Linked DNA regions of Homo sapiens: all the other regions are linked to region 1. The links are chromatin loops, found by intact Hi-C in ENCODE. Cell type or tissue: heart left ventricle. All regions are shown on one strand. Links, peaks and the distances in the headings refer to the core of each region. The heading gives the core; the rest is flanking DNA.

What was found. Peaks named below come from ENCODE experiments on the same cell type or tissue, not always from the same donor. Only the 100,000 strongest peaks of a DNase experiment are listed, where the experiment ranks them.
Region 2: a loop joins it to region 1, with 10 times the contacts of the local background. A loop is called at or near these places in 73 of 110 quality-filtered maps.
Region 3: it touches region 1 in a loop (2.4-fold over the local background); 5 of 110 quality-filtered maps call a loop at or near these places.

Annotation. Positions count from the first base shown.
Region 1 is chr10:110,542,908-110,553,096 of GRCh38, forward strand. It overlaps the pseudogene RPL7P35. Among named protein-coding and RNA genes, the nearest start is that of SMC3, 20 kb to the right of the region's middle. In heart left ventricle, for the core only: CTCF peaks have their summits at 4,447 (motif pointing left) and 4,654; no DNase peak of the experiment used is centred there; H3K27ac peaks cover 1,443 bases.
Region 2 is chr10:110,350,552-110,360,740 of GRCh38, forward strand. No RefSeq gene overlaps it. Among named protein-coding and RNA genes, the nearest start is that of SMNDC1, 51 kb to the left of the region's middle. RefSeq lists enhancers at 3,997-4,086, 4,917-4,966, 6,017-6,476, 6,068-7,267, 6,837-6,936 and 1 more. In heart left ventricle, for the core only: a CTCF peak has its summit at 3,943 (motif pointing right); a DNase peak (open chromatin) is centred at 3,970; H3K27me3 peaks cover 304 bases.
Region 3 is chr10:110,454,306-110,464,494 of GRCh38, forward strand. No RefSeq gene overlaps it. Among named protein-coding and RNA genes, the nearest start is that of DUSP5-DT, 37 kb to the right of the region's middle. RefSeq lists enhancers at 1,399-1,468, 4,333-4,382, 5,652-6,851, 6,653-6,742, 6,813-6,892 and 2 more. In heart left ventricle, for the core only: no CTCF peak of the experiment used is centred there; DNase peaks (open chromatin) are centred at 4,471, 5,967 and 6,288; H3K27ac peaks cover 2,097 bases.

The sequences.
Region 1 (10,189 bases), core at 1,283-9,282:
CCTGTGGGCTCAACAGAAGCAATTTCTTCTAGGTTTCCCCACAGGCAGGGGCAGGGAGAGTTACCTGGCTGATTTCCTATGACCACAGATTAATTCAGCCCACATTGACGGAATATCTTCTCCATGCCAAGCACCGTGCTAAGTGGTGTGGGTACCGAGTCCCGTCAGACACGTACCTTTCCTTGGTCAACTTGAGCATTGGAAACTGAACATTCCTCCCAATGCCCTGGGTTAACATATGCTGGGGCATCATCCAGCTGCTGGTATGTACCAAAGATAGAGCTTCTTTCAAATGACCCACTCCCTTCACTGGAGGCCAGAGTGAAGGAGGCTGAGCAAGAAACCAGCCAGGCTAGCCGGAGCCCACAAGCATGGCCTCGGGTCTGGCTCTATGTTAATCCACCAGTTCCTACAGCCCTAATCAGATCCTGAGAGACCAATTTATTCTAAGTAATCAACAAGAATGGGAATAATGAAACAGGAAATGAATGTGTTAGTTTATAAGCCAATTCCTTGAGTCCAGCAGCAACAAGATTACTGCTGCTGCACTACTGTTCTCTCCTGATGGATGAGGCAAGTTGAGACCACTGCATAAGCAAAAGGTTGCTCAGAACGTAGAAAGACCACAAAGGGACGTGGGAATTATTTAGAGGGAGGCTAGTGGTATAGTAAAAAGAGGGTGGTCAGATGACATTGGTTGGAAATCATGGCTCCAGTACTTACTATGTGACTTTGGGCAAGTTACCTAAAAGTCTGTGTCAGTTTCTCCACAAATAAAATGGGCACCATAACACCTAACTCACACAGCTGTTTTAAAGAGTAAATGAGATAACGTATGGAAAAGTCCAGGCACAAACTAGATATCACCAAATGCTCACTTCCTTTTAATTATTTTTATAGATAATTTTCAACTGCAAGGTGATACATCACGTTAATTACTGAATATGGAAAATGTTTGATAAGCCAAAAGGAAAAAACTGAAATCTCCCACAATTCCATCAGCCAGAGATAACTGTTAGTAGCATTGGTGGACTGGGGAGAAGAGCATTTTATCAAGGCTCAAAGTAGGAAATTTGGTCCTTGGGACAAATAGCAGGAAATGAGAGCTCAGATCAAAGGAAGGGCACCCCGGAGGAAGGAGATGTGGTACAAGCAAAGGCATTGGTCACTCATGTGCCTTGGCTCACTGGCCTGTGTCACTCCAACCTCTGCTTCTGTCGTCACCTCTATTTTCCCAACTCCCCTGTCTTCTTCTTTCCCTTATCAGGACTCTTGTGATTACGCTGGGCCACTCCAGATGATCCAGGATAATCTCCCCATCTCAAAATCCTGAACTGAATCAGTTTTGTCATGTAAGGTTTCATATTCATAGGTTCTAGGAATTAGGGTGTGGACATTTGGGGGATTATTATTCTGCCCACCTCACCTGGGCAAGCCACTTTCTCTGGCCTGAGTTTCCTTATCTGCAGACCATGAGTCTCTGACACAAAACTCTTCACGATCCCTTCCAGGTTTTGCTGGTGGAAATATTTTGAGTGAAATCCAGGGGGACTGAGGTATAGAAACTGTACTCAATTTCTTATGGGTTTCCTTACTTCCTCCTCTAGAACTATACTCTCTCCTCTGAATGCTACCAATGTCATTTGTATGTAAGCTTTTATTTTATTTATTTATTTATTTATTTATTTATTTATTTATTTATTGAGATGGAGTCTCGCTCTGTCGCCCAGGCTGGAGTGCAGTGGTGTGATCTTGGCTCACTGCAAGCTCTGCCTGCCAGGTTCACGCCATTCTTCTGCCTCAGCCTCCAGAGTAACTGGGACTACAGGTGCCCGTCACCACGCCTGGCTAATTTTTCTGTATTTTTAGTAGAGATGGGGTTTCACCGTGTTAGCCAGGGTGGTCTCGATCTCCTGACCTAGTGATCCGCCCGCCTCGGCCTCCCAAAGTGCTGGGATTACAGGCATGAGCCACCGAATCCGGCCTGTATGTAAGCTTTTATTCATTGAAGGAGCCTGCATAGAGTGCTTACTATGTGCCAGGCCCTGTTCTAAGCAGATATGAAACCACTGAACTTTCCCTAATAGCCCTATGAACCAAGTGCTATTGCTATCCTTATTTTATAGAGGCACAGAGAGGTTAAGTATATCTTGCACAAGATCACAGAGTGGCAGGACTGAGGTCAAACTTCAGCTGTCTGGCTCCAGAATCTGTATTCTTAACCACTGGCCACCCAGCATCTCATCAAAGCCCTTGACCACAGTCATGAGGCTATTGCTTAAGTCTCTTCTCCTAGACTGTGGGCAGCTCAAGAGCAGGAGTCTTGTCTAACTCTGTGAATCCCAGCTCTGATAACAGCCTAGTACACAAATAAACCAAAATATAAGCATACTACTTATCTACTTGAGAGCCTCTTGATTAGGGCCATGATTGCAGGACATAATAATAAACATTTATGGGACACTTCAAAAGAAAACATAATCCTCATGCCAGCACTGGGAAGGAGGTACTATTATGATCTTCATTTTACAGACTAGGAAACTGCAGCAGAAAGAAAAAAGCTAAGTAATGTGCCCAAGGTCAGGAACTGGATTTGAGTTGAGAGCTGCTTGACTTCCAAGCTTGCATTGTGAAGGTGAGCATGAACTCCTTGAGGGCTGCAATTTTAAAGTTAGAACCAAGTTTGACTCTGGACAACCACAGAGAGGAACAAAAAAATGAACATTTTACTGGACAATGCAATATGCCAGGTTCTGGTGCCAGGTGCTTAACATAACTCAGGTAGTCCTCAGAACAACCTGGTTGTTCCGTTTCACAGATGAGAAAACGGAGGTTTAGAGAGACTAAGTGAGTTTCCCAAAGTCTACTGGGAGAGCCAAAACTGGGTATAATTCCACAATTCATCAACTTTCCACTATTACTAAGCTGCTGGGCCTCAGTTCTCTCATTTGAAAAGATGGAGTCCAGCTCAGCTTTTTTTTTTTTTAAACAACATTAAGTGTGTGCTTATTGTGTGCCAGGCACTGTGCTAAGAACTTCACATTTATTATGTAATTTCATCCTCATAACATTCCCTGAGGTGCTATATACTATTAGTATTATTTCTACTTTACAAATAGAGAAACTGAGGCTCAGACAGACATATGTTGTTACACAGCGACTCTGAGGCCCAGCCCGAGTTTAACTGAAGCTTGTTAGAATCATAAGCCAGACTCTTGCCTATTTTCCTGTGCGGCCTCCAGCAGTCTCTGGCAGCCTTTGGAGTGAGGACATCCTGTGTTCCTCCAGAATCAGAACAAGGCTGGGATGGACGTGGGATGAGTTCCTCAGTGCGTGGGCCTCTCTTCCTTTGGATTTCAAAGACTCACTTCAGTGAAGTCCTGTCAAAGTCAAAAGGTGACATTGAATGGACAGTCGGCCCAGGCTCAGAGTCCAGTCCTGGCACCTCAAGGGCTTGGCTATTTCCTCTGATCCTGTTGTCAAGGCAACCTTGGATCCCTTTGTGGTTCTGTGGTTATTCTCCCTCTTGTGTCCTTGTCTTCCTACGGTTTCAAGAGAATACTTTAGAGACAGCGGCTCCAAATGGCCTACTTGTCACTGATTGAAGGAGATGCTGACTTGAGATAAAAACAGTTCCTAGGACCCTTCAAGGCCTCAACTAGAAAAGGCAATTCTCTGTAAACACGTTGAGGGCAGAGGTTGTCTGTCTTATCATAGCTGTACCCCAGCACCTCACAGGATGCCTGGAACAGAGTAGGTGCTCAGTTAACATTAAGCAAATACATGAATGAATGAATGAATGAACTGATTATGCAAACGAGCTCCCTAAGCTTTTCAGGGGTTGAAAAACTGGGGCAGAGTGATGGGCTAAGATATGTGGCAGAACTAAGAATAAAAGTGCATGTGTGTGTGTGAGTGTGGGTCCCACGGCAAAGGCTCCACAACCCCTGTGATGCATTGGCCTGTGTACCTCCACCTCTCCTCTCCACGTCTTGTGAGCTAGAGCTGTTGGTTGGGTATAGACAGTTCCTGCCCACGCCAGGCTAAAGAAGCAATCTCTCTCTCTTTCTCTTCCTCCCACCCCCGTAAATTGTGGCAAAATACACATAACACAAAATTTACCATCTTAAGCATTTTTAAACGTATGTTGATGTTATTATGCAACTAATCTCCAGGACTCTTCATCATGCAAAGCTATCTCTTTAATCTTGTGTCCATCCCAATTTTACCTACTATTTTGAATTTTAGCTACAAATAGACCCTGGGTTTTGACCTCTGTATTGAGTCTTAGTGTGTTACAGGACAGTATTGGCGACCAACAAATGTTCACTGGGTAATTGATCTTACTCTGTGTTTTATTTTTTTCCTGCGTGCTTCAATTTCTCGGTTTACAAGCAATTTTGGCTTTGTGATGCATCCCACAATTACAAGAACTTCTTCACCGCCCTCTAGTGGTAAAGATGAAGATGTGACACTCAGAATAACCATTCGCCTTTCCTGCTGATGTTGAACATGGCCCCTTTTTTTCTGATAACTCGCTGGACTTTATATAATCCAAAATTGTGATTGCTCCAAAGTTGGCAGTTCATCCTCACTTTACAGATAAAGTTGACCTGTAGAACAGTGCTTCTCAAATTGGCTGGCGAAGAACCAGTTTTTAAAAGAATTTTAATCTGCAAACCAATCCATTGTACAATAAAAATGAATTATTAATACTGGACACATTACATTAAAAAACAAAGATATACAAAATTGAACCAAATTTTATTATCATATTCAACAGACAAAATTGCATTTCAATAAATATAATCAGAATAAACATAACGGGAAAAATAATTGCAAAATCTGTACATGTTTATTGAATGTGTGTATTATATGATTAATATATAAATTGCTATTGCATTTATAATTTTTGTTGTTCTGCAATTATAACTAAATGAAAAATTTTGAGTAAAATAGTGTTTCTCTACTTTGAATGAACACCATGCATATAAATATTGAGCATTCTTAATGGACAAATACACAAGTTATGGCTTGCCAACCTATCTAACCCAGCCAGAATGGACTATAATGCTACTTGCAAAGTAGAATGTGTGATGAGATTGCTTCTATTTTTGTTGTTGTTGTTGTTGTAATTTAATAAAGAATAATTATTTTATTTATTTGTTTACTTATTTATTTATTTTAGAAATGGGATCTCACTGTGTCACTGAGGCTGGAGTGCAGTGGCAAGATCATAGCTCACTGAAGCCTCCTGGGCTCAAGCGATCCTCCCGCCTCAGGACTGCCCCCCTCCGCCACCCCCATCCCCTGCCTGTAGCTAGGAAGGACTGCAGGCACGTACCACAGCACCTGGCTTCTATATTTTGTTTTAATAAGAGGTTAGTGGAGAACCAGTCTCACAGAGCTTTGTTAACGGGAAAGGAAAAAGAGATTTTAAGACAATTTTAGGAAGCTCAGGATTTCCATCTTTCACTTTTATTCAAAATGAAGCAAATGATTCTGTATTTTCAAAATTCGTCAATTATTCAATTGCCAGTTCCAACAGTTTATCCTGTAGAGTTAAATTGTCTTTCAATGAAAGCAACAGATTATGGATCTATGAATTTCCCATGCACGAATCTTCTTTTGATGGAAATAAAATGTAAATGTCCCATAACTTGTTTGACCATAACATTTTACAGATATGCAATATCAAGATTATCACTAACATCACTGATAATTGTTGCTAAACTATGGGGCATGTTGTAACAGTCTCTGGATATTCTGTTCTTCCAAGCTTCTGTCATTTTTGCCCTTCAATCTTCTTTGCCATTGAAAATCATGCTGCATTTTTTCTCCCTGCTTAGAAGTAGTAAAAGCATTTAAAATGCCAAAAATATCACACAAAGAAGCATGCCTATTGTCCCAAACCACATTGGGACCTTATAAAGATGTTTGTTTTACTTTCTAGGAACACTAAGAGTTTGTTTCACAGTCAAACATTCCTAATAGTACTTTTCTCTTCAGTAAGCATCGTATCTCACCTACAACAGTTGTTTATGATCAGCTTCCATATGAACACATATTATAATAAAGAGAATAATCTCGAATTTCATGCATTATCCTTTGCATAACTATTTTTTTGCTATGTAACTACACAACTAGACACTGTTTAATTCAGCTAACATTTTTTCATTGTAAAACTTTCCTGATTAAAAAAAGCAGTGCATTGATTTACATTCTTCAAACTTAGTATGCTTTTCTGTCAATGAAGCTGCACATTAAAGCATCTTCCTACAGCAGTCTTAAACCACATTCCTTGACAGTGTAATCCTTTATAGTTTTATACATTTAGGACTAGTTGTGCTTGTCATCAATGAAACTGAAAAAAATTCTTCCACTATGTTTGAATTGCATATATACTACATTAATTGTCATTTTAGCAGTATGTGGGCATTCAATAACTTGCAATGAAAACGACTTTGCTAGCCGTGTATCTGTGAGTTAATCTGCCATGTCATTAGCTAGTTACTGAATTCGTCTAGTTATGAAAAACGACATTTGAGTTACTTTATTTGCCACAGTCACCCATAATTTCAAAGATCTTTGATACAGTCTTGTGCTAAAGTCTTCTTTTTTAAATTTTCGCATCCCCAAATGCTGCTTTATAAGATGCTCATACATTACTAATGTTTATATGTGAAATATTGAACATCTGTTCTTATGAGTTTTTTAAATTCAACATTCTTTCAAGGTATTCTTTAGGTTTTGAATTTACTTCTTTTGTTTTCTATGTAAATGCTACATAAGGTTGATGGTCTTATGAGCTTTATTAGCTAGCATATCTCTACAAATAACATACTATAGTTTTAGAATATTAGTGTCAATTATGGCTACAAAACTGAACTCAATATGTGAGGAATTATACTTCTGAGTAAAACTAGTACAAACTCTTTTCGTAGTAGTTTAATTTCCTTGGAATCACTTCCATAGACATCATCTGTTTTACTATTGGTGCTGCTGTGCATTAGCAAAGGTGTGTCTTTTCTTGATGAAAACAAGTCTAGTGAAGTTTGCTTTGTCACCTCTAAATTACAGTTAAAAATTATTATGAAAGTCTGCTTCCTAATTTAGCTAATATTTTTGTTATTTATTTTTTCAATTTGAAAGCAATCACTGTTTATTAACTGATCAGATTACAGAAATAATTGTGGCACACACCATAGTTCATCCTTCTAAGGAGCTTTTTGATCTGGTTGTCCCTGTTGCCAGCATCTCCACCTTCTACAAAATAGGTGGTCTTTTCCTTCATTCCTCCTCATGGAGAAGATAATTTGAAAGGCCTGAGGAAGTTATTTGCTTCTTTGAAGCATTTTCCAACAGCACAGACCTCATGAATCAGATCCTCTGCACAGATGATTCCATATTTACCAAGAGATCAAGCCATCAAAGTGTTATCTGTCAAGACAATTTGCTTCATATTGATTTTGCTGTAACCACACTTGGAGACTAGTTCATTTACTGAATTCAGGTTCGGAGACTCTCATGCAATATATGGTTCTACAATCCTCAGCATGTAAATTGAAGCACTGTTGAACTTAACAAAGTTTCTGATGAAGATCTGACAAGGCAAAGAAGCTGCCACACCTTTCGGACCCTTGGGCTGCCACCACTGAGACCTCTGATCCTAATGATCAATGCCAATTTGGGTTCTGCAGGTACACAGAAGTTGCCAGCTTTTCTTGCCATTCTAGCCATTCATATCTCAGTTCTATACATCTGTCTATATTCCTAGTGATAGTGTTTAGCTTCTTCATAGATAAGCTTCCTTCCTTCCTTTCGAAGCATCCTTTGGGCAAACTTTTTTCTCTGGCACTTGATCTTCAGCTCTGCAAAATGCCTTCACTTTTACTTAAAGGTTTCTGGCACAGCAGGAGCCTTCTTTTTCTTCTCTTCAACACTCTCCCTGGTTCCACCCAGAAAACTGAAGATTTTAAAATTATAAACTAAAAAAAATTAGTTTTTACAAAAACATTATATGTAATAAGTAAAAACAACAAAATATCAAAAGAAATAAATGCTTTTGTTTTCTCAGATTTTTACATGCCTTTGGCTTTCAGTTGACCGACTAACCTTAAAGTACCACACACTGTAGCATGGTCCTGCTGCCACACAGCTCATGGCCAGCACCTGAACTGGTCTATCCCTTGTTCAGTGAGACAGGTTCCCTAATGCACTTGAATGTAAAACTGCTATAAAGGTTTCTAAATGCCTGCTTTCAATTAGGTACTGCTCTCCTCATGAACTGGTAACAAACAGTTTGTGGACTACAGGGTTCTATGGAGCACAATTTGAATAGTGCTGACAAGAAGACCTAAGTGGTGAGTAAGTGCTGGATCACCTTTCTCTTAGTCTAATGCCCTCTTCATTTCCTATTTTAATTCAGTTTTTTCATCTATCAAATGGGCTTTTGTAAAGATTAAATGAGATTACTCATGTGAAGTGTTTAGCATAGAGCCTCGTACAGAGTAGATGCTATGACTATTATCACTAACTCACTAGTGTAAGGTAGGCTGATGACTTCCCAGACACGGATTCCCAGCCTTCACTATCTTCCTCAGGACCAAGCCTGGGGGAGAGGGACAAGTGCATCATCAGCATTCAATGAGCATAGACACCCCCCAGTGCTCTCCTTTCTCAATCCTTTCCCATTTGAGGAGCTTCCATCTGAGATCCTTATCTATGGGTCCGCATATCACACCACTCTGGGAATTGTGCACCCAGGAGCTATGCAGTGCAGTCTACACAGTCATACACAGCAGCACTGTCTTGATTAGCCAGAGTCAAGCCTTGGCACTGAAACACAGTCTTTCCTTCCAAATAGTAGAACCACCAGCTTTCTTCCCAGGGAAGTTATTATGGTGACCGCAAAACCAGCTTAGATGATATAATCAGGACCCTCACTGTCTATCCTTTATCCCCTTAACAAAGCAGTTCAGAAGGAGCTGTAACCTTGGACATTATCTGCAGATAGCAGAGATTTTATTTCATGACTTCCAACTCTTTAGCTCAATGCATTTCTATAGCTAATGTTCACCTGGATATCTGGCCCAGGGCTGATAAGTTCTGTGTGGCTTCCTTTTCTGGGATGTACAAATGCAGGGATGAAGGCAAATTCAGTGCCCTGGGCAACAAAAGGCAAGGTCAGGTAGGTATAAATTTCAAAGCACTTAAACATGTCTTTCTTCCTTTTCTGCAGAACCATAATTACCACTTTGTCAAAAATGAAAAATAACCAACAAATGTATAAGTCACTATGTAATTCCAAGGGACTGTATGATATACCTTAGACTAGCCAACAGTCTAACCTTTAAGGTGTGTGAAATCCAGGTGAGGAGACAAGACAAAAGTATGAGGAAGCATTCAAAAGCACTGGTAGTCTAAAGAACAGCAAAGGAAGGGCTACACACAAGCCCTCAGCACAACAGGCTGTGGATACTTTCATGCATGTTAACAGACTCCCTGCCCAAGTGCTATGCCACCTACCTGATTTTCTGCCTCCATTCCTTCTCTGAGGCCAAGGAAATCGGCACAGCCAAGCAGAGGTGCAATGACCTCTGAGGGCAACCTCCAGTCATTGGGAGATGAGAACTGGTGGACGAGAGCCTCTGTGTCCCTGTGCTTTGGTGGGACAATTCTGAAGTATTTATATGGTTTGGCTGTGTCCCCACCCAAATCTCATCTTGAATTGTAGCTCCCATAATTCCCATGTGTTATGGGAGGGACCTGGTGGGAGATAATTGAATCATGGGGGGTGGTTTCCCCCATACTGTTCTCACGGTAGTAAGTCTCACGAGATCTGATGATTTTACAAGGGGCTTCCCCTTTTGCTTGGCTGTCATTCTCTCTTGTCTGCCGCCATGTAAGACATGCCTTTTGCCTTCCACCATGATTGTAAGGACTCCCCAACCATGTGGAACTGTGAGTCCATTAAACTTCTTTTTCTTTATAAATTACCCAGTCTTGGGTATATCTTTGTCAGCAGCGTGAAAATGGATGAATACAGGTATGCTATTGACATTTCCTCAGAAGTTTCCCAGTGGGCTTGATTCTCAGTGTTCATACTTCTAACTGGTTCAACAGAGCATAAGTTATTGGCTTTTCTCTCTTCGCTGTCTTACTCTTCCTACTCCATCACTTCTGTTCC
Region 2 (10,189 bases), core at 766-8,765, 190 kb before region 1:
TTGTCTTGTTTCATGTATGCAATTTAGTTGCTCAATTAGACTACAAGCTTTTCAAAGCCTGACCCTGTTTCTATAACTTGTGAAGTTCTTGTCCATGGATTAAGGTCATCATCATAGCCCATGATAGTAGTCATTATGTAGGATTAGGTAATATTGAGCATCTCTGCTAATGCTTTTCTGGAAAGCAATTTGACAGTACAAACCAAGAGCCTTAAAATTGTCCACACCCCTTGATCTGGGAACAGCACTTCTATGAATCCATCCTAAGGAAATGAACTGAGATGCCATCAATATTAATAAAACAAGAGTGGCTGCAATTTACTAAGCTCTTACTTGTGCCAAACATTCTGCCGCTGGCCACTTTACATATCTTCTTTCACCTGATCCTCCAAGTTACCTCACCAGGCAAGCATTATAATCTCCATTCTACAAATGAGAAAACTGAGGCTCAGAAAAGAAACTTGACTAAGGTCACATTCTTGGTAAATGACAGAGTCAGAATTTGATCTGGGAATATAAGACTTCAAAGCCCACGCAATGCATTCTTCTTATAATGGTGAAAACTATGAACAACCTAACTGCCAAACAAGAGGAAAATGAATTAATTATAATATATCCACAACATGGAATGTTATTGGCCATGAAAATAGTGGTTTTGGTTGGATGTGGAGCCTCATGCCTGTAATCCCAGTATTTTGGGAGGCTGAGTCAGGAGGATCACTTGAGCCCAGGAGTTCAAGACCAGCCTGGGCAACATAGCAAGACCCTGTCTTTACAAATAATTTTAAAAATTAGCTGGAGGTGGTGGCATGTATCTATTGTCTCAGATACTCAGGAGTTTGAGGCAGGAGGATCACCTGAGCCCAGGAGGTTGAGGCTGCAGTGAGTGGTGATCATGTCACCACACTCCAGCCTCGGTGACAGACTGAGAACCTGTCTCAAAATAATAATAATAATGCTTTTGGAAGACTGCTCAATGACATAGGAAATATTTAGGTAAAAAGTTAGGTAGAAGTAATAAGATACTGTGGTAGGTTTAATAGTGGCACCTAAAAGATCTGTCGACAAATCCTGGAAACCTGTGAATGTGACCTTATTTGGAAAAAGGGTCTTTGCAGATGTATGTAATTAAATCAAGGATCTTGAGATAAGACATCCTAGATTACACAGGCAGGTCCTAAAACAAAAACAAATGTCCCTCTAAGAGACCGAAAGAGGGAAAGACAGAAGTGTAGAAGGCGACGTGGAGATGGAACAAAGATTGGAGCGATGTGGCTATAAGTCAAGGAATGCTAGCAACCACAAGAAGCCAGAAGAGGCAAGAAATAGATTCTCCCCTAGATCCTTTGGAGGGAGCATGTCCATGCCAACACCTTGCTTTCAGACTTCTCGTCTCCAGAACTCTGAAAGAATAAATTTCTATTGCTTTAAGTTACCCAGTTTGTGGTTATCTGTCACATAGTCTCAGTTAACAAGCCCAGATTTGTAGATGCCTTAGTCTTGTCATTGTAGTCCAGACCCATTGCAATATGACTCTGACCTACAGCTCAAGTAGATAAGCTTTCTGGGGAACCTGCCTCAGAAATGCTGTCCTTTCTCCTCAGGCCTGTGTCCCTCGAGTTCTCCATCCAGCCAAGGAGATACATAGGCACTTACCTATTTATCTGATACAAAAACCTGTACTTAATACCACCATTGGGATTTGGTTCAGTCAACACTGACTGCGTACCAAGCACTGGGCTGGGCACTGGGGACACCGTGCAGATGTACTTCCACTGGGTAGTGCTTTCAAGTTTGCAAGTCACATCCGTATGCATTTCTCTATTGGACGTTCAAACTGCCTTATTAGGTAAGTAAGACAAAAGAATCTTAAATCTATTTTGCAGATGGGTAAACTGAGGCTCCAGAGATCGTAAGTGCTTTGTTCAAAGTCATGCAGCAGGGCCAGAGCTTAATCCACATTTCTTGCATATTCTTTCCATGGTACTAAGCTCCCTCTAAGCCCAGTGATTTTGAAGTCCAGGGAGGGAAAGTACAAGTAGGTAGGCTCTTAGAAGAGGTAGGAATTGAGCAGTTGTTTTGTAAAATGAGTTGCAATAGGTCAGAAATTAACAAAGTGGATTAAATCTGACCCACCTCCTGCTTTTGTATTAAAAAAGGTTTCTTAGAACATAGCCTTGCTCACTCATTTACATGTTGTCACACTATGGCTGCAGAGTTGAGTGGCTGGGATAGAAACTGTGATCTGCAAAGTCTAAAATATTTATTATTTGACCCTTTACAGTAAAACCTGCAAATCCCTGCAGTAGATGGTGTCATGCGTGGGGCAGGAGCTTGTGGGGGTGGGAGGGGTGAATGCCTACCAGATAAGGAAATTCACAGCTCCTGGTTAAAAGTAACATTCAATTCCTTGGAGTGACTATTTTTGTAGTCTTAACAATAGCAAACACTTAACACGGTGCTCATTGTGTGCCAGGAAGTATTTTAAGTGCTTTACACATAACAATGCTTAATTATTAATTATTATTATTATCATCCCCATTTTAGAGGTGAGGAAGTAGGCACACAGAGAGATCAAGAAGTATGCTGGAGCTCACACAGCTAGCAAGGGGCAGAGCCAAGGTTCGATGCTGGGCAATCCATGCCAGAGACTGTGTGCAGAGTCCCCCCAGTTTAGCAGCTCATATCCTTAGGAACCCTGGGTATTCATCAATTCATTCAACAAGAATGTATGGAGCTCTGCCGCAATAAACACCCAGTGCTAGATTCTGTAAAAAGTGCCAGCTGTTTCTTTCCACGTGCATATTTCCTTACCATTTTCCTGACAGCCCCAGACACCCTGATGTGTGATGCCTGCCGCTCACCTGGGAGCAGAAACGTTATTCTCAGGATGGTGACTGTTTTGATGCACTGGCCTTGGGAGGTCAGGGAAGCTATGACAGAGCAAAGGCTTTTCCGGAACATAGACAAAGTGCTGAAGCCACGATGCAGTGATCTAAGGCATAGTCAGCGTTGAGTAAGGCAGGGAGGGAGGCTGCTGGGCACTGTCATGACGCTGAGAGACTCGTCACTTAGCCATGAGGACGTCTCGCTTCTACTGAGGCTGTGGCTCTGCTGAAAGCCACATCGTGATTAACTAGAGAGGATGAGAATGCTGGGTGTACCCTCCCCCTCCCCCAACCTCACCCCCAAGAGCACCAGTCAGTTGTATTCAGCTGTGTAATTATCCTATCATAGTTTATTTCCTATCTTCCTGCAGAGGTGATTGGTGCAAGAAAATTAAGTATGTGGCATCTTGTCAGGAGACAGAAAATTTCATACTGATTATTTCATCTAAGGTTGGGAGAGGGAAGGAGGCTGCTCTGCTGCAGTGTGTTTCAGAGGAAGCAAGGGGCAGGCTGGAGCAGGCACCCACCTGCTGGGATGAACTCACCTGGCCCTGGCCCCCCCGCCCATCCCTGGGTATCTGTGGTCAGATCTGGCTCCTAGTTGCTGGGGGGGTGGATGAGACAAGGGCGGGGTGAGAAACTGTTAAGGTGAATTTGGCTACAGTTGGTAACAGTGCTCTCCTTCTACAGCCCCTGCTCCCCGGGCAGCAAGCCTGGGAGGAGAGAAACTGAGGTACAACTGAGGTTGTACCTCAGGCTTCTTTATCACATAAATCCTTCCCCTCCCCACCCCAGCAACCCAACACTGAGAAGAAACAGAGGAAGAAGAAAGAATACTTGATCAGGGCTCCCTGGCCCTTAGTAGGGAGGTAGTCACACACACATGACAGATGGCGATCTGTCACGGAGTCATGGGTGTCAAGTTGAAAAAAAGAAAAAGAATACACTCTACCCTACACTAAATGGAATGAAAGGGAAAATACGGAGTATGAACGACAGGCTGTTCCCTCAAGACAGCTCCATTATCTGGAGGCGAGTCCAGCGGACAGGAGAGGGCGCTGTTTCAGAGCTTCTTCCTCATTACTGATGTGTGCAGCCCTCAGAGGATGCCCATCTCAGCCATCTACTCACGACCTTGGCTGACAGCCCCTGGCATGACCGCTGGTGAGCCAGCCAACTGGGAATTTGAGGGAGCCTCACAACTCAGAGACAGGCTCTTGAGAAAAGGAGGGAGCATCCAGAACCCACTTTAAAGATACACAGAGGAGCCCTGGAGGTCTGCGCCTGCTTGGCTGGTGGCTCCGCTCTGAGGATCTGGGCCCATTCACTGCACTGACCACCTGCTCATCTACCGTTTGTGCCTACAGGCTAAAGGCTTAAGCAAGCTCCCAGTTGCACTCAGGCCTGGACAGGATTTCAGGAATGAGTGGCCCAGCGGGCATTTATTCCTATGCCCTGATCCAAACCTCCAGATGCCACCATTTGTTTAAATCAGCAAGGGATGGGAGACAGCCTCCACATGCCAGGCCAAAGGCACCAAGGACCTAGGCCCTGCTCACACAGAGCTTAAGGTCTCACAGAAGCACATGGACCTGAAACAAATAAATACAAAACTGTAAGTGATTCTATATGCCATGAAAAAGAAGAGCCAGGTGCCAAGGGGGGGGGGGTGGTACCAGGAGATCTAAGTTTGTTGGGGCTCAGAGGAAGCATCCAGACAGCTGTGCAGCTTTGGGGTCGCGGGGCGGGGGGGATGCTGAGGCTGGGGGAGGGAGAAGCTGTGCAGGAAGAAGCAGTCACACCTGCAAAGCACACAGCTTGGGGCACCAAGCGGACCCCAAACCAAGGTGGGTAGGAAGGGAGAGAGCGAAGCGAGAGGACAGGGCCTCAGCTAGGGCCCAATCAGATTTGACTTTTTCTGGGATTTCCCCAGGCCCCAGGTCTCCAGCTACCAAACAGAGCAGCCCAAGTTCTTTCTCAGGAGCTTTGCATATTATTTGCTTACAACTTCTCTTGCTTTCTCTCTCTCTCCTTTATGTTTCTTATTGCATTTATACTCACATGTTGTGGGAGTCTTTTTTTCCTGTCTGTGTTTGTATTTCAAAGCCATCATCCTGCCCTCCCTGAGCTGCACTAGGCAAAAATATGTGTCCAGGATAGACGAAAAGACATAAGAAAGACCCTCTGAGGGGACCTAACTTGGGGTCTCCTTCCCCTGAAGACCCCACTCCCTGTCCAGTGCTGAAGGCATAACTGTTACAATAGAGAAAAGGAGGCAGTCAAGAGCTGGATCCGAGTCCAGTTGGGTGACCTTGCACAAGTTGCTCACCCCTTTGGGATTTGTTGCCTCATCTGTGAAATGAGTGGACCGCACTAGGTAACCGGTTCCCTATCTGGGATCTGCAGATAGGCTTTAGGGAATCTAAGAATCCCTAAAACTGTAGGTAAAATTTGGTAGACTTGAGTAGACATTGTTCTGGGGGAGGTTCCATAACTCTCATTCAATTCTCAAAGGCAACCAAGACCCCAAAAATGTTAGGAACACCTGCCCTGGGTGATGTCCACCAGCCCACAGCTTTCAGAAGCCTCATCCGAGGTGCTCTTACCATAAAGATGAAGAGACACAAGCTTCCGTTGCCCAAGAGAGCAGGGAGACTCTGGGAGTGTTCTAGGCAGGGAAAGGAAGGCAGGTGACAAACAGGAAGCATTGCTGTGTGCGCATTTCTGGTAAACTGCCTACATAGATTGCTGAAGGAAGGGGCCAATCTGTAGGGTGTCAGCAATTTGCTGTGATTCCCCACCCCCTCCTCCTAGGTAAATACCCACTTTTGTACTTAATTTTGTTTTCATACTTTTGTATTCTTTTTATTAAGGAGTGTCCCAAATTGTAAGTCTTTGGGCCCCACACAACATAGATACACTCCTGGGTCCTGAATATAACCAAGGCTGAGATGGCCTGATAGGCACAAGCACTGTCCGGACCTGCGGCCGTCAGGTGCCCGGCACACCCCACATAGGTGCACAGGTGCTGCTCCGACTGGGTGGCTCTCCTTGTCGCCATCCTGGTTTCTGCTTCCTTTCCTTTCCTTTTCCCCTTCCCTTCCCTTTTCTTTTTTCCTTTAATGTGGATTTCAGAAGTGGGGTGAAAATGACCTCAGTGAATAGCCCAGCTCCCTGGGACAGTGGCCTGGTATTTTTGACGTGGGAGTGGCGTCTGCTCTGACTCAACCTGGACCGGCCCAGGGACAACACCTCCTTCGGAGTAGCCGCTTTGTTTCGTTTCGAGCAGCCCAGCTGCGTTCTGCATGACCGAATTGGACACCTCTCACTTCCTCTGAGAATGGAACTTGGTGTTTAGATGACGTGCAAGCCAAGTCAGTTGTGTAAAATAGCACAACTCCACCTTTGGTCTCCCATCCCAACCCCCAAGGCCTAAAAAAAGAAAAGAAACAGAAAAAAGCAACACCTGAGAGGAACTGGGCTTCAAACAAGTAAAGACTTTTATAAGCGCAGCAAGTGCCTCCCTCTGGACTGGAGAGGGGCCGAGGGGGGCTCCCGAGACCTGTAGGAATGTCGGATCAATGCCGTCCTAGCTGTGTGACCTGGGCCAGTTTATTTAACATCTCTGAGCCCCTGGTTTTTCATCCTCACAGAGACAATGACGTTCGTGTTTCTGTGAGACATAAGCGGTGTAGCACCTGGCAGGCACTGATGAATTGTTCTCCTCCTCCCAGGAGCCCTGCTATAGGGTCGAGCTACTGAGGCACCTTCCCAGTGCTGGAAATGCTTCCTGTGGACACCTTCCCCCACCCCAAAGGAAGGATTGGGTCAATGGTCTTAAGCTCCAGCCCATGCGGGGGTGGTCAAGCCTTCAAAGTGGAGGGAAACCCAGGCTCCAGGTGAGCCCCAGGAGTCTCAGCTCCGGAATCTGGCAAGAAATACGGGGGACAGATGTTTTGGTCTCTGAGCCCATTTCCTTCCTGCTCATAGGCTCTCCTGTGACACGTCGATGAACAAATCCTCCAGGAATTATGCTCCTTTGAAGTTCTTGGCCGAGTAAAAGTAAGCAAAAATGAAAATATCTGTAAGTCACGTGAGGCGATGTCGGTTTGTATCGTCTGACTCAACAGCAGTGTTTCTGCTGGGGCACACTCACACGGGCGAAGGCGTGGGGCTGTCCTCCCACAGGCTGGTTTGCCTGAAGACAGCTGAAGATAAACAGGCAGCCTGAAGAACTAGAAGTCAGAGAGCCGGAGCCCACGCTTCCAGGCTGTGTGAATTTCAGCAAGTCACGGACGCCCTCTGGGCCTCAGTTTCCTGTTTGGGGAGGACTTTTATTCTCACCTTGGAGAGATGGCTTGAGGGTTAAGCGAACACCATCCGTCCTAGCACCTAGCACGTCACAGGTGCTCACTGCATGTCCATTGCCTCCCCTTTTTCTTTTTTCTCAGCCCCTTCTCTCTGAGAACAAAGTAGCCCATCCCCTGGGTCCCACCAGCCAGACTGAGCCACGTCCTGAGGCCTCCCTCTGCCTCACTGCCACACTTGGCGCCACAGAGGCCTGAGCCTCCTATTGCCCGAGTGCCTTGCTGCCCAGGTCAACCCTCACCATCGCTCATCCTGAGCCTTCTAATGCCCGAGTGCCTTGCTGCCCAGGTCAACCCTCACCATCGCTCATCTCTGCTCTGGACTCACAGCCACCTCCTGTCCAAATTGGTTCTCCTGCCTCCACTCTTGCCCTCTCCCAGCCACGCTCCCCGGGCCACTGCCACCTTTCTAAGCACGTGCTGGCCTTCATGGACCTCTGGGATCAGCCCCTGTGCCCCTCTCCAGCCCCCTCTCTCCCAACCTCACTCTTGGGCTCTGGTGAATCCAAACCATGTCCTGTTGCCCTCATGGGTCAGCCTCTGTCCCTCTGTTCCCCCACTCACTGTCAACAACTCAGATTTCAAGGCTTGGTTTAAGCACCACTTCCTTTTGGAGTCTTTTTTTTTACCACCATAGTGACCCCTCAGCCCTGCCACTCCTAGTTTCAGTCCCTCCTGGTCACCTGACTCCGTGTCTGTGGCACCTGGAGCACTTGGTGCTGAGAGCTAACACAGAGACAGAACAGGCTGCAGACCAGCCCTGTTCCAAATGGCTCTTTTCATGTTAACTCATTTAATCCTCACAAAATTGCCCTATGAGGTGGGTGCAGTTATCAAAATTTTTACAGGAAGCTGGGGCACAGAGAGGTTCAGTGACTTGCCAGTGACCACACAGCTACTAGGTGGCAAGACCCTTAGACCTTAGGGTGGTTTTGTGCTCCTAGGCATGATGCTATTCCACCGATTCATGGACTTTGTCTGCTTTGTCTATATGCCTGCCCCTCTCCCTTACACCATGAGCTCGCCTAGGGCCCTTCCCATTTGGGTACCTGCAGACCAAGAGTGAGGTCAGGTCCACAACAGGGGCCACTAAAAGTCCCCCAACTGAAGGATCCAGCCTCTACGTGGCTGCCCATCATAACAGGGAGGCTCCAAGAGTCTGCATTCTACCAGGAGAGACACCAGGCAGAAAGGTCAACTGAGTCCCCACCCCCACCCCAGGTGACTTCCTCAAAAGGCAGAGAAGGAGCAGGAGGGGAGCAGCTTTGCATATGGAAGAGGGGAAGCCTGTCCCTAGGTCGTTCTCGTGAAAGAACCAGAGTTCTGTCTTCAAGGGCTTCGTGCAAGGCCTGAGTGGATGAGGGTTCCCATCAGCCTCCATGCTCTACTGCCCTCTCCAGCACTCCATCTGCCAAAGATGGGCAGGAGTGCAGTTGATGCTTCTTATTACACTCTATGTTACCATCAGGTTAAGTTTGTCTTGCAAGCCTGAGGTCTGAAAGCCTGGAATGCCTTACCAGCCTGCCTGAGTAATGTCTCCCTCTAGTTTTGAAGTTTCTGCCAAGGAGGAATGTCACTGGAATGCAGCCTCTACTAACACCTGGGCAGCTGTCCCTCAGTCATGAGGCTGGCCCGGCTGGCTCATCTGGTGAATGATGTGGCTGCCAGGCGTGGGGCTGAGGGCCCCTGGTGAATTGGCCACACTCTCCCAATGGGCATGTCTCCAAGACAGGCGGCCCAGGTTAAGAACACCATCTGCAGCTAGGAACAATGATAACAACAATAGCAAGAATGAACAGCAGGTTTGCCTTGATGAAGCACATCCTATAAGTCAGGCTCTGAGCAAAGCACAACCTATGCAGGATCTAATTCAATCATCCAGGCAACCTAATAAGATATTAACATCCCCACTTTACAGATGAGAAACCGGGGGCTCGAAGATTGAGGGACTTGACCAAGGCTACACAGAGGTGGAACCTGTTCTTCTAACCACTGGGTTCCACTGCCTCATGGAAATGGAGTGAAGCTGATCCTAAGCCCACACAGTGATTTAGAGCAGCAGGTTTAATCTGTACAAATGACTGATTGTATTTGAGTGTGGTTGCCAGTAACCAGCAGAAGGATTCTCCTCCACCCGGGTTCCAGGTAGAAAACCAAATGGGGGCCGGGCGCGGTGGTTCACGCCTGTAATCCCAGCACTTTGGGAGGCCAAGGCGGGCGGATCACGAGGTCAGGAGATCGAGACCGTCCTCGCTAACACGGTGAAACCCCGTCTCTACTAAAAATACAAAAAATTAGCCGGGCGTGGTGGCAGGCTCCTGCAGTCCCAGCTACTCGGGAGGCTGAGGCAGGAGAATGGAGGGAACACGGGAAGCAGAGCTTGCAGTGAGCCAAGCCACTGCACTCCAGCCTGGGCGACAAAGTGAGACTCCATCTCAAAAAAGAAAAGAAAAGAAAAGAAAAGAAAAGAAAACCTTATGGGAAGGAATGGGCCACTCCTTGCCTGCCCCTCCCAGCCTCTCCATTCCAACCCACTTTCCTCTCCCACATTTTCTTTCTTTCTTTCTTTCTTTCTTTCTTTCTTTCTTTCTTTCTTTCTTTCTTTCTTTCTTTTCTTTTCTTTTCTTTTCTTTTCTTTTCTTTTTTTGGAGACAGTCTCGCTTTGCTGCCCAGGCTGGAGTTGAGTGGTGCGAACTTGACTCGTTGTAACCTCCACCTCCCAGGTTCAAGCTATTCTCCTGCCTCAGCCTCCCAAGTAGCTGGGACTACAGGTGTGCACCACAATGCCTGGCTAATTTTGTATTTTTAGTGGAGATGGAGTTTCACCATGTTGGCCAGGCTGTTCTCCAACTCCTGACCTCAGGTGATCTGCCCACCTCGGCCTCCCAAAGTGTTGGCATCACAGGCATGAGCAACCTCGCCCAGCCCCCTCTC
Region 3 (10,189 bases), core at 1,182-9,181, 89 kb before region 1:
CCAGGAGGTTGAGGCTGCAGTAAGCTATGATCATGCCAGTGCACTCCAGCCCGATGACAGAGCAAGACTCCGTCCATAAAAACAAACAAACAAAAACAGACGGGGAAATGAAGACACAGAGAGGTTAAGTACCTTGCCACAGACACACAACTAGTGAGTAAGTGTGGCAGCAGTGGTAATTTTCTTTGACTATCCCATATGCTTTCCTTTATACCTACCCTCTTCCTGGGAGGCTGGGCTATGACTAGTTCTAGCCAAAGAAATATGAACGGAAGTAATGTCTGTCACTTCCAAACTGAGGCAGTGAAAAGTCTCCAGGCACAATTCTCCAGTCTCTTCTTTCCCCTGGCATGGAGGAGATATGCAGGCAGTGCAGCTGCAAGATAATGGTGCCTCCAACCACCTAGATCCCTAAGTGACCATGTGGAGCAGAGCCCCCACTGTCCTGCATGGGGCATGGGGCATGTGGAAGAAACAAATGGTTACTGTGTTCATCACAATTTTTAGGGTTATCTATCACCATGAGTCTACTAGCCCATCCTGACTAACACATTAGTGGAATTAAGGCTCAAACCCCGCTCTGTCTTAACTGTGGATTCTAAGGTTCAACCTTTAGAGCTTCTGGGTATGTATCTCACCTAGTAATGGTCACAAATATCAGGACAAATTGGGCCTCTTCTCTCCTTCCCCAGCACCCTCAAGCATGGAAGGGACATATCTCATAGAGCCTTTGGGTATCTTTAAGCCTTTATTAGTGTTCCTACTCTCCATCCATTTGGTTCTGGTGAAGCCCATGACCCAGCCTGGCCAATCAGAGAACTGAATCCTTCTAACCTCAGCAACTAGTCCCAAGACTCCAGTTGGTGCAGACAGGGCAAATCCCGGGACTTGTGTAGGATTTACCAGGAAAAGAAGGGCGGTCTCTTCTGCTTATCCTTAATGGGGTATGAACTGATAGCCATTCTGCCACCCTGTGGGAACTAAATGTGAAACCAATATAAGGTGAGCTAAAAGACCAAGAGTAGGTAGAACCATTTGAACCACCGAATTTAGCTGTGTCTGAGCCCAGCTCTACTCAAAACTATCTGTTATTGATCAAGGCAGTCTGAATAGAACTTTTCTGTCACTTGGAACCAAAAGAATTCAGAGTGGTCTCCCCTTGTACCTTCTGTCTGCTGTGTGTTCCAGATTGGGGCAGAAGAGAGATGTCTTGGCACCTGGGTAACCGGGAGCAGGGGGCACCATGCATAGTCACAGAGAAGTATGGAAGAGATGGTGGGCTTGGACACAGCAGGGTTGAGGTGCTGGAAGGGTGCCCACGTGGAGCTGCTCAGCAGGCTGGCAGGAAGTGTGTGTGCAGGTCTGGAGGGTGCAGAAGCCTCTGACCCAGACACAGGAGGTGGCAGCTGAGTGTGTGGGAGGACATGAGATCATGGAGGGGTGACAAGAAAGAAGACAGAGAATGGAGACCAGAACCTTGGTAAGCAGGAATCTTGCCACAGTGGTAGAGTTAGGAGTGAAGGGCATTCAAGGGGCGGAAGATGTGTGTGGCCTGGGGAAAGCTCCTGAGCCACTCTCCCTCAGTTTCTTTCTCTGTGAAATGGGTTCACAGTGTATACCTGTGCTGTGTTGTAGTGAGGATGGAGAACACATATTGAGCTCTTATCTGAGTGCCCAGAGCTCAACAAACATAAACTGGTATCAGCTATTGGGAGAAGAGAGACAGAATGCCCAGGGTGAATGTGGAAGAGAGTTCTCAGAGTTGCTTCCTTCCTAAAATTCTCCAGCCACTGCACTCACAGTCTGCTGTGCTGAAACTGCCAGTTGCCACCTTGCTCTCTCCACACCCTGGAAGCTCCTTGAATAGGAGCTGGGGCTCATTCCCTTTGTATCCAAGAGCTGGCACAGTGCCTGGCACAGAGCATGCACTGCATGAGTGCTTGTCAATCATTAGAGGAAGGAAAGGACTCACCCCAGTGCAGACATCTGCAGAGATGGAGGAAGAGAGAGGCCTGAGAAGGGGTTATTGGATTTGTTCATCAGAAGTCCCTAGTGACTGTTGGCAGTTGGGCGTTGAGGGGTTAACAGGGATCCAGAGCTGCTCCAGGTGTCCCTGTCCCCTCCACAAGTCACTCCCCACCACCACCTGCCCCCCCAGCAGGTGAAAGAAATTGGGGGAAAGGGAGGATCGGGCTGATTCCTCAATGAGTTTTCTAATGGACAGGCTCCCTCTCTTTCTCTCTCTCAGGCCCAGACTCGCCAACTCTGCCACCCCCTCAATTTGGCAGGGGCTCTTATCTCAGAAGCTGCTGGAAGAATTTGGCATTTTGACCCTATTTCATCACTCCTAGGGCAGTCTGGCAGACAAAGATGCTCCACACAGCAGCTGAGCTCATTCACAGAAGCACCGCACACACACAAGGCCCCTCCAAAGTGAGTCCCCCTCCCCCAGTGACCTGCATCTTTATGACACCTGCGCAGGCCTAAGGCACAGTGCTGCAGGGTGGATCTGACATGAGTTGGGGGTGGAGGTCTGGACTAGAACTCTGCCTCTCCTGGATCCTGGCCTTGCACAACTTCACTTGCCCTGAGGCCTGACATTGCATCCTTGGGGTTTAAGTCACCTGGGCTGGGAGTGCTCAGTTAAGATGAAAATGCCCCCAGGGTGAAACACAGTCACTGCAGGGAAAAAAGATAAGTCCCACAGCTGAGTCCCTTTGAACCCACACAACTGGGATTTGCTGGAGGGCAAGATGCAGAAAGGGAATGGAGTGGAAAAGTACTGCAGAAACCTTTCCTTTCTTCACACTTTGGAATTCCACCTTTCTTTCCTTCAGTAAACATTTACTGGGTGCCAATTCCACACCAGTTGCTTAGCCAGGTGCCAGGGGCACCTAGTCTGTTCAATCCAGTCCCTTGAGGTGTGAGGTGAGATTGTGTATTAATGCCTGAGAACTACAGAGGTTGGAAAGGAGTCATGGGGAAGCCGAGGGACTGGAGGGTCCTGCCCCTGCCTTCCCAACCTCCAGCCACAGCCTTGCTAGCCCACAGTAAGCTGTGATCATACCACTGAACTCCAGCCTGGGCAACAGAGTGAGACCCAGTCTCTAAGAAAAAGAAAAAAAAATGGTGAGGGGTGAGGAGAGGCTGAGGGGGCACGGAAGGGTCAGAGCTCAGAGTCCCAGGCAGGCCAACACCTGGTGAGAGGGACTTGAAAGGACCTGCTCACGCCTCTCAACCCTCCAGTCCCTGAGGAGTAGGAGGTGACTGGGGGGCCTCCCGGGTACCTTCTCATTGAGGCAATCACAGTCTTCCAGTGCAAAGCATCTCATCAGCCTCACTCCTAAGAGAAGGATTTTCCCTCTTCCCTGTCCCCAGGTGGTTCCCATGGATGCTCCTCTCCTCGCCTCCACACAGGAGAGGAATGAACCTTGTTCCCAGCTGGAACCCCTCTCTGGATTCCAGGTGAACCTCGGAAGGCACAGTTAATGCCCTTCACCTAGATCATTGGTTCTGAAAGTGAGGTGGGAGGATCCATCATATCAGATACCTGGACGCTTATTAGAAAAGTAAATCTTAGAAAAGTAAAGGGGTGGTCCAACACACCATTTCAACGAGCCCCCAATTGATTCTGATGCCATCCGCCTGGGAACCACTGGTCGGGAGAACAATTCAGCTAGAATTTTCTGGGTGCCTGGGTGTGGAGTGGGGAGAGGGGAAAAGGAGCATCCCCGTGGCCTGGCTGGTGGCAGCAGGTGGGCTTCTCCGGAAGAAGGAGCTGGTCTGCTTCAGGGCCTGGGGCCTGCCCCTCCCTCGGGCTGGGGATGCTCGTGGTGAGCAGGTGCAGTGGGGAGAGATAGACCGTGGTTTTCAGGAACTTCTTGAAGGGATCTGAAACTCCCAGAACATCAAGAGCCTTTCTTTGAGAAGATTTTAATTTAACACACAATTATCACTTGAATCCACTTTCATTGGAAACATTCAAGCCACACCAAAACAGAGGTAGCAACAAGGAAAAGTCCTTCCTTGATGCCCTCAATGCTAGATCCTGTCCAGAAGCAGCCACTGGTACCTGCTTGATGTTTACCCTTCAGGACCTTTGGGGACATTTATATGTACACACAAAAGGACAGAGTCTGGGTGCTTTTACATAAAGAGGCTAATGGGAGGAGGTTATGCTGGGCAACTCCCTACTTCCTCCCTTTAATAACACATCTGAGAACCTCTGCTTTAAATGCCCGGAGATCCAGCATCAGGCTCTGGGCCTCTTTTCAACAATATCTGGAGGGCGGTGGTTACAGGGGCAAGAAAAAAAACATTTTAACACCACAGCAGAGCACCCCACCCTTTTCCTGAATACCTCCACCACCCGCTTTCCATTGCCTACCCTATGACTGCACACACAAACACTGACGCTGGTCTGATTTAAGGAAACCCTTCCCAGTCCTCGCCCAGCATGGCAACCCCTGACCTCACAGGCAGCACAGTGCTGAAGCACTGGGGCCTCCTTTTGCTCCAGACAGAAATTCCTTGGCCCGGAGAAGGCCCTCTCTGGAGTCCCAGGACAAATGGGCATTGGAAGGGCTGTGTCACCACTGAGAGCTGTGCGTGTTTGCATGTACATTTACCCTGGGCGGGAGTTCAGAGCTTTCCTTTCGATTCCCAAAGGCCTCTGATACTCTGTACAGGATAAAAACCAAGTTGTACATTGATTGCGTCTTAATGGGTTTTCTAATTTACAGTCGAATGCTTGGGAGTCAGCCAGCTCTTGGGAAAATGGTGGCCTCACCTTCCCCAAAAGCTCAGGCCCGGGTACAGGGTGTCCTCTCTCTAAATGGCAGAGCAAGAGGGAGGAAAAGCTGAAGATGAGAGAAAGAATGAGGCAGATGGGCAACCCAAGTGTCCTGGGTGGAACAGTATCCCCCCAACATTCATGTCCTTCCCCAAACCTCAGAATGTGACCTCATGTGGAAATAGGGCATTGCAGATGTGATTAATTTGAGGTTATACTGAGTGGGGTGGGCCCTTAATCCAGTATGACTGGAGTCCTTATAAGAAGAGAGGAGATGCCCGACACGGTGGCTCACACCTGTAATCCCAGCACTTTGGGAGGCCAAGGTGGGTGCATCATGAGGTCAGGAGATCAAGACCATCCTGGCTAACACAGTGAAACCTCGTCTCTACTAAAAATACAAAAAATTAGCCAGGCATGGGGGCGGGCGCCTGTAGTCCCAGCTACTTGGGAGGCCGAGACAGGAGAATCATTTGAACCCGGGAGGCGGAGGTTGCAGTGAGCCGAGATCATGCCACTGCACTTCAGCCTGGGCGATAGAGCGAGACTCTATCTAAAAAAAAAAAAAAAGAGAGAGAGAGAGAGAGAGAGAGAGGAGAACGGATGCAGAAGACACCGAGGGGAGAACGCCAGTGAAGATGGAGGCAGAGACAGGAGTGATACCTCTACAAGCAGGGAATGCACAGGGTTGCCGGCAACCACCGGAAGCCAGGAGCATGGCCTGGAACAGCCCCTCCGTCAGGACCTCTGGCAGGAGACTTGCTGACACCTTGCGTTCAATGCTGGCCCCAGAACTGTGAGAGAAGACATCTCTGTTTTAAGCCACTCACTTGGTTAGTGGTACTTTGTCACAGGAACCCCAGGAAATGCATACACCAAGGTAGGGGTGGCAAAAAGCAGAGCTCAGCCATGGCTTCTGGGGAGACCCTGGAGCCCCCACAGAGTCCCCAGCACTCAGCGCCTGAAAGGGCCAGGTCCCTTTGGGTCAAAGAGTCTGCCCTGTGCTCACTCAGCTGTGCAGGCAGCTCCCAGCTCAGAGAGAGAGTTCCCTAATAAACAGGCAAACCAAACCCATGTTCCCTCCAGGCCCTCGAGTCACCTGCCACTTGGCAATGAGAGGACGTCAGCCCAGTTCCTGGCTGGTGGCTCTGACAGGCGCCCATCTGCTCCGGAAGTGTCCGGCCTGGATAAACAGAGCCAGGCTCTGCCTCCCACGGCTGACCCAGCCAGGTCAAGCGGAAGCCCAGGGCCTCAGGCCTCAGGTCTCCCAGGGCTCACTTTCCACACTGACCTGGTCACAGCTGGCTACCCCAGCAGGAATGGGCATCCCTGGAAAATGGCTGTGAAGACGGGGGGAAGGAAGAGTTGGGGACCTACCTCCCAGGCCACTTCCCTGGATCTCTGCTGGGCCCAGGGTCACTGCCCCTCCCATCTGCCCCCCTCCTCACTCACGCCCACATGAAGCCATCTGCCACCCTCGCCCCCTGGCAGGCACCACAGCCTCATGACTCAGCGCCCAGCCCAGAGCTGCTCTGTGGGTGGCCACTCCGGAACCTTGCAGAGAGGGAGGTGCTGGGAAGGGGGTTTGAGCGGGGGTGGGTGGAGGCAGAAGACACGTGCAGACCCCAGGTGGCTGTTCACGGAGCACCAAGCCCTGACAGCACTGCCTTCATCCGGTTTTGCAGGCAACAACCTCTCCAGCAGAGGTGTTGCCTAAAATACCACGGCCCAATTGAAATGCACCTGATCAGTTCCATTTTTCCCTCCAGGTTTCCCCACCTGTTCTCGAGGTCCTGATCCCAGGCCACGCTGGGACCCTTTCTCCAGTTCCATCTTTGCTTCTTCCTGTGCCTTCCCCACCTTCTTGCAGCCCCTGGAACACATCCCTGGAACAGCTTATTCACCCCCACACAACCTTGAGTAGATAAAGGCCCACAAAGGTATTAGAGACTTCGTGTCATCCTTTGAGCAAGGGGCTTGACCCCAAGTGCCCACCCCAAAACGCCTGTGGTAATGGTGACACCATAGGTGCCATTCTGGGGAAGGGAGAGAGTGAGGGTGGAGGATGTCATCCCCATAGTGGCAGGGCAAGAGACAGGTCCCCGCCCCAGGCATCTTGGGCAGGTGGCTCCAGGTTCCGTTCTGAGTCAGGCGTTTTTTACACCTGCTGCTTTCGCTCAAGGTGGCTCGGCACCTGGAAGATCAGGATTTGAGGCCAGGCTCCAACCCTGAGGGTGAGGATAGGGCCCGAGTGGGAGCTGTGTTTCCTCTGTTGTTGCTGAGACCCATCCAGAAGTTCACTGCCCCTCTAGAGCCTCTCAGGCCAGAAGGGAGATGTAGCCACTTGGCCTCATAGCTGAAGAGAGGTCCTCAGGATTTGGCCCTGGTTCTGTCCCTTCCCAGGTAGCCCCCTGTGGGGTCAGATTCTCCTGGAGAGCCAGGCAAGGGTGCCCCTACTTCTTCCCAGCCCTGTTCCTTCCTAACCAAGTCTGTGGTCTCCTGTCATTTCTTAATGGTTATTTTAACTGCTGGGAACCTCAAGGAAACAGGCACTGCCTAACAAAAATAAAGAATCCTGGGAAATTTCAAGACACTTCAAAATTCTAGCAGGAAGAGCCCAACCACATTTGAATCCCAGTTCTGCAGTTATGTGTGAACCTGAGCAAGACACCCTCTCCGTGGCTGGGTTTCCTCAATTCTATGATAACAAGGGTACCTGCCCCAAAGGACTGTTATGATGCTGAAATGAGGCAGAGAATTGTGAAAAGGCACAACTTGAGATAGTCCGTTTCCTTTATAGAAATGGACACAGTTCAGTAACAGCAATAATTAATAATAATCACTGCGACCGTTCCTTTACATGTGCTGTGTTGACATGAGCGTCAAGCATTGTGTGGAGGGTTTCAGCTGCACTAACCTCCCTAAAGTCTGTGTACTTTGATCCAGTCTTTCTTTCCACACTCTATTTCAGGAGACAGTTCAACTCTCCCAGAGGAACCCCTTTCCCGCATTTACACCCTCCCTTTCCCGCTAGGCATTGGGCTATTTTCCAGGCCAACCCCTTCCCCCGACTCCAGGGAGCATCTCCCAGGAACTTGCGCTGCTTCCCAGAGCAGGAAGGTGGGCAGAAAACAGCCCCAGCTGGAAAATCAGAGTACATGTTTCCGTACAACTTCTTCAGAATGATAGACTTCTAGAACAAACAAAAAGCTCCATTCAGGAGCCGCTCTCTATTTTGCCCTGGTACTCCCAGCCTGCCCCACTGCACAGCTGCAGAAAATGTGATTTTCCTGAGGCCACACAGAGAGTAAGCAGCAAAGATTCCAGCAACATGTGGCACTTGCAATGCATGTACTGCATCCATTCACTTAGTAAACACCTGCGGTGCTGACGTTATGCTCCACAGATGATCGATACCAAAAAGGCCCATGTGCTCAGGGCATTGACATTCAATGGAGAGGGCTCAGAGCCCAAACAAATCAACAAGGCAATCGCCAAGACTGAGAAATGCCATGAAGAAAATGCATCCTGGTGGTGTGGGACGGAGGGATAGGTGGATTCAGGGGAGGGAGGCTTCTCTTTACCTAGAGTAGTCAGAGAGGCCTCTCTGAAAGGTGACACTGAGCTGAGAACTGAACCATGAGACACAGCTCAGGGAGGTCTTGGGGAACGGGCGTCATGCTAGGGGAACAGCGAACGCAAAGGTCCTGGTGCAGGAATGTGTTTGTTCTCTTCGAGGAACAGGGCAATCAGTACAGTTGGAGCAGAGCAGATGAGGAGAGGTGGGAGAGGCAAGGAAGACAGCCTCGTAGCCACAGTAATGGGCTTGGATTGGATCCTAACAGCGACGGGCTAGGAGGGTTTCAGGTAGGGCAATGACCATTATGCCTTATGGCCTAGAAAGATCACTCTGGCGGCTGGGAATGGCTCAAAGGGGGCAAGCAGTTCCAAGGAAGCTGTGGTGGCCTGGACCACTGCGCCAGCTGTGAGGTGCAGGGAGGTGAGAGGCAAAGACCTTCAACCTAACGCACCTGAAGCACTTAGCACCGAGCCTGACACCCACTGAATTATGAGTGATGGCCCCTCCAGAGATGGGGCCTGAGGAGGAGGTGCTGGGGGCTAGATGCGGCCACAGGTAGCAGTGACAGGGGCTGGGGAGACTGCCTTTCCTGGGCTTAAGACTACAGGCAGCCTCCAGAGGTAGCAAGTGGCGGCCGACTCTGTGGAGCCCACATCCTACTTTGGTCCTCTGAAGCCTGTGTCATCTTCCCATTCTTCAAAGGTCATTCTCAGAGCCACTCTCTGTGACATAGAAGCATTCTAGAAATAAAAACTTGCCAGTAATTAGAATGGAAGTAGCTTACATACTTTTTATATTCCAAAATTGTGTTTAAATTACACAAACGCATAAAAATTTCAAGTGCAAGAGCACACAGTGAAAAATAATTCTCCCTCCACCTCTGCCCTCCCTCCCTGGAAAAAATTCTGTTTTCTACACATTCTTTTTCCAGAAATATTCTCAGCACACACACACACACACACACACACACACACACACACACACACACACACACACAATTACATCCTATTTTTAAACATAAAGATAAGATCACATATATACTGTCTTGTACCCTTTTTCACACACACAAAAATATTTCTTGAAGATCATGTCATATCAGTCCATGGATCACAATCTCATTCTTTTTAGTGGGTACCTAGTATACCATAGAATAGCTGTGTTAGAGAGGAAAGTGGGCATTTAGATGGCTTCCGGGATTAACCACTGTAAGGAATGTCACAGACAACCTCCCCATATGTAGTCTTTGGTATTTTCATTGCACAAATTCCTAGAAGTGGAATTAATGGTTCAAAAGATAAATAACAATTTTTGTTTTCACAAATACTGACAAATTGCTCTTGGGAACAGTTGGATTAATTCACCCTGACCCCCACCGCCAGCTGACTCTGAGGGCATGCCCTTCACAATGTCAGCATAGGCATGGTCCAAATGTTTCATCGTTGCCAGTCTCATGACACCTTACAATATTTTTTTTTTGAGGCAGAGTCTTGCTCTGTCACCCAGGCTGAAGTACAGTGGCTTGATCTTAGCTCACTGCAACCTCCCACTCCTAGGTTCAAGTGATCCTCCTACCTTAGCCTCCCGAGTAGCTGGAAATACAGGCACACGTCTCCACGCCTGGTAATTTTTATTTTTGTATTTTTGGTAGAGACGGGATTCCGCCGTGTTGCCCAGGTTGGTCTCAAACTCCTGAGCTCAAGCAATCCTCCCACCTTGGCCTCCCAAGGGATTGCAGGCATTAACCACTACACCTGGCCTGTAACCGTACTTTTTAAGTGTAAGCACACCTGTATAGGTGTTGTGGGAGTTATCACCCC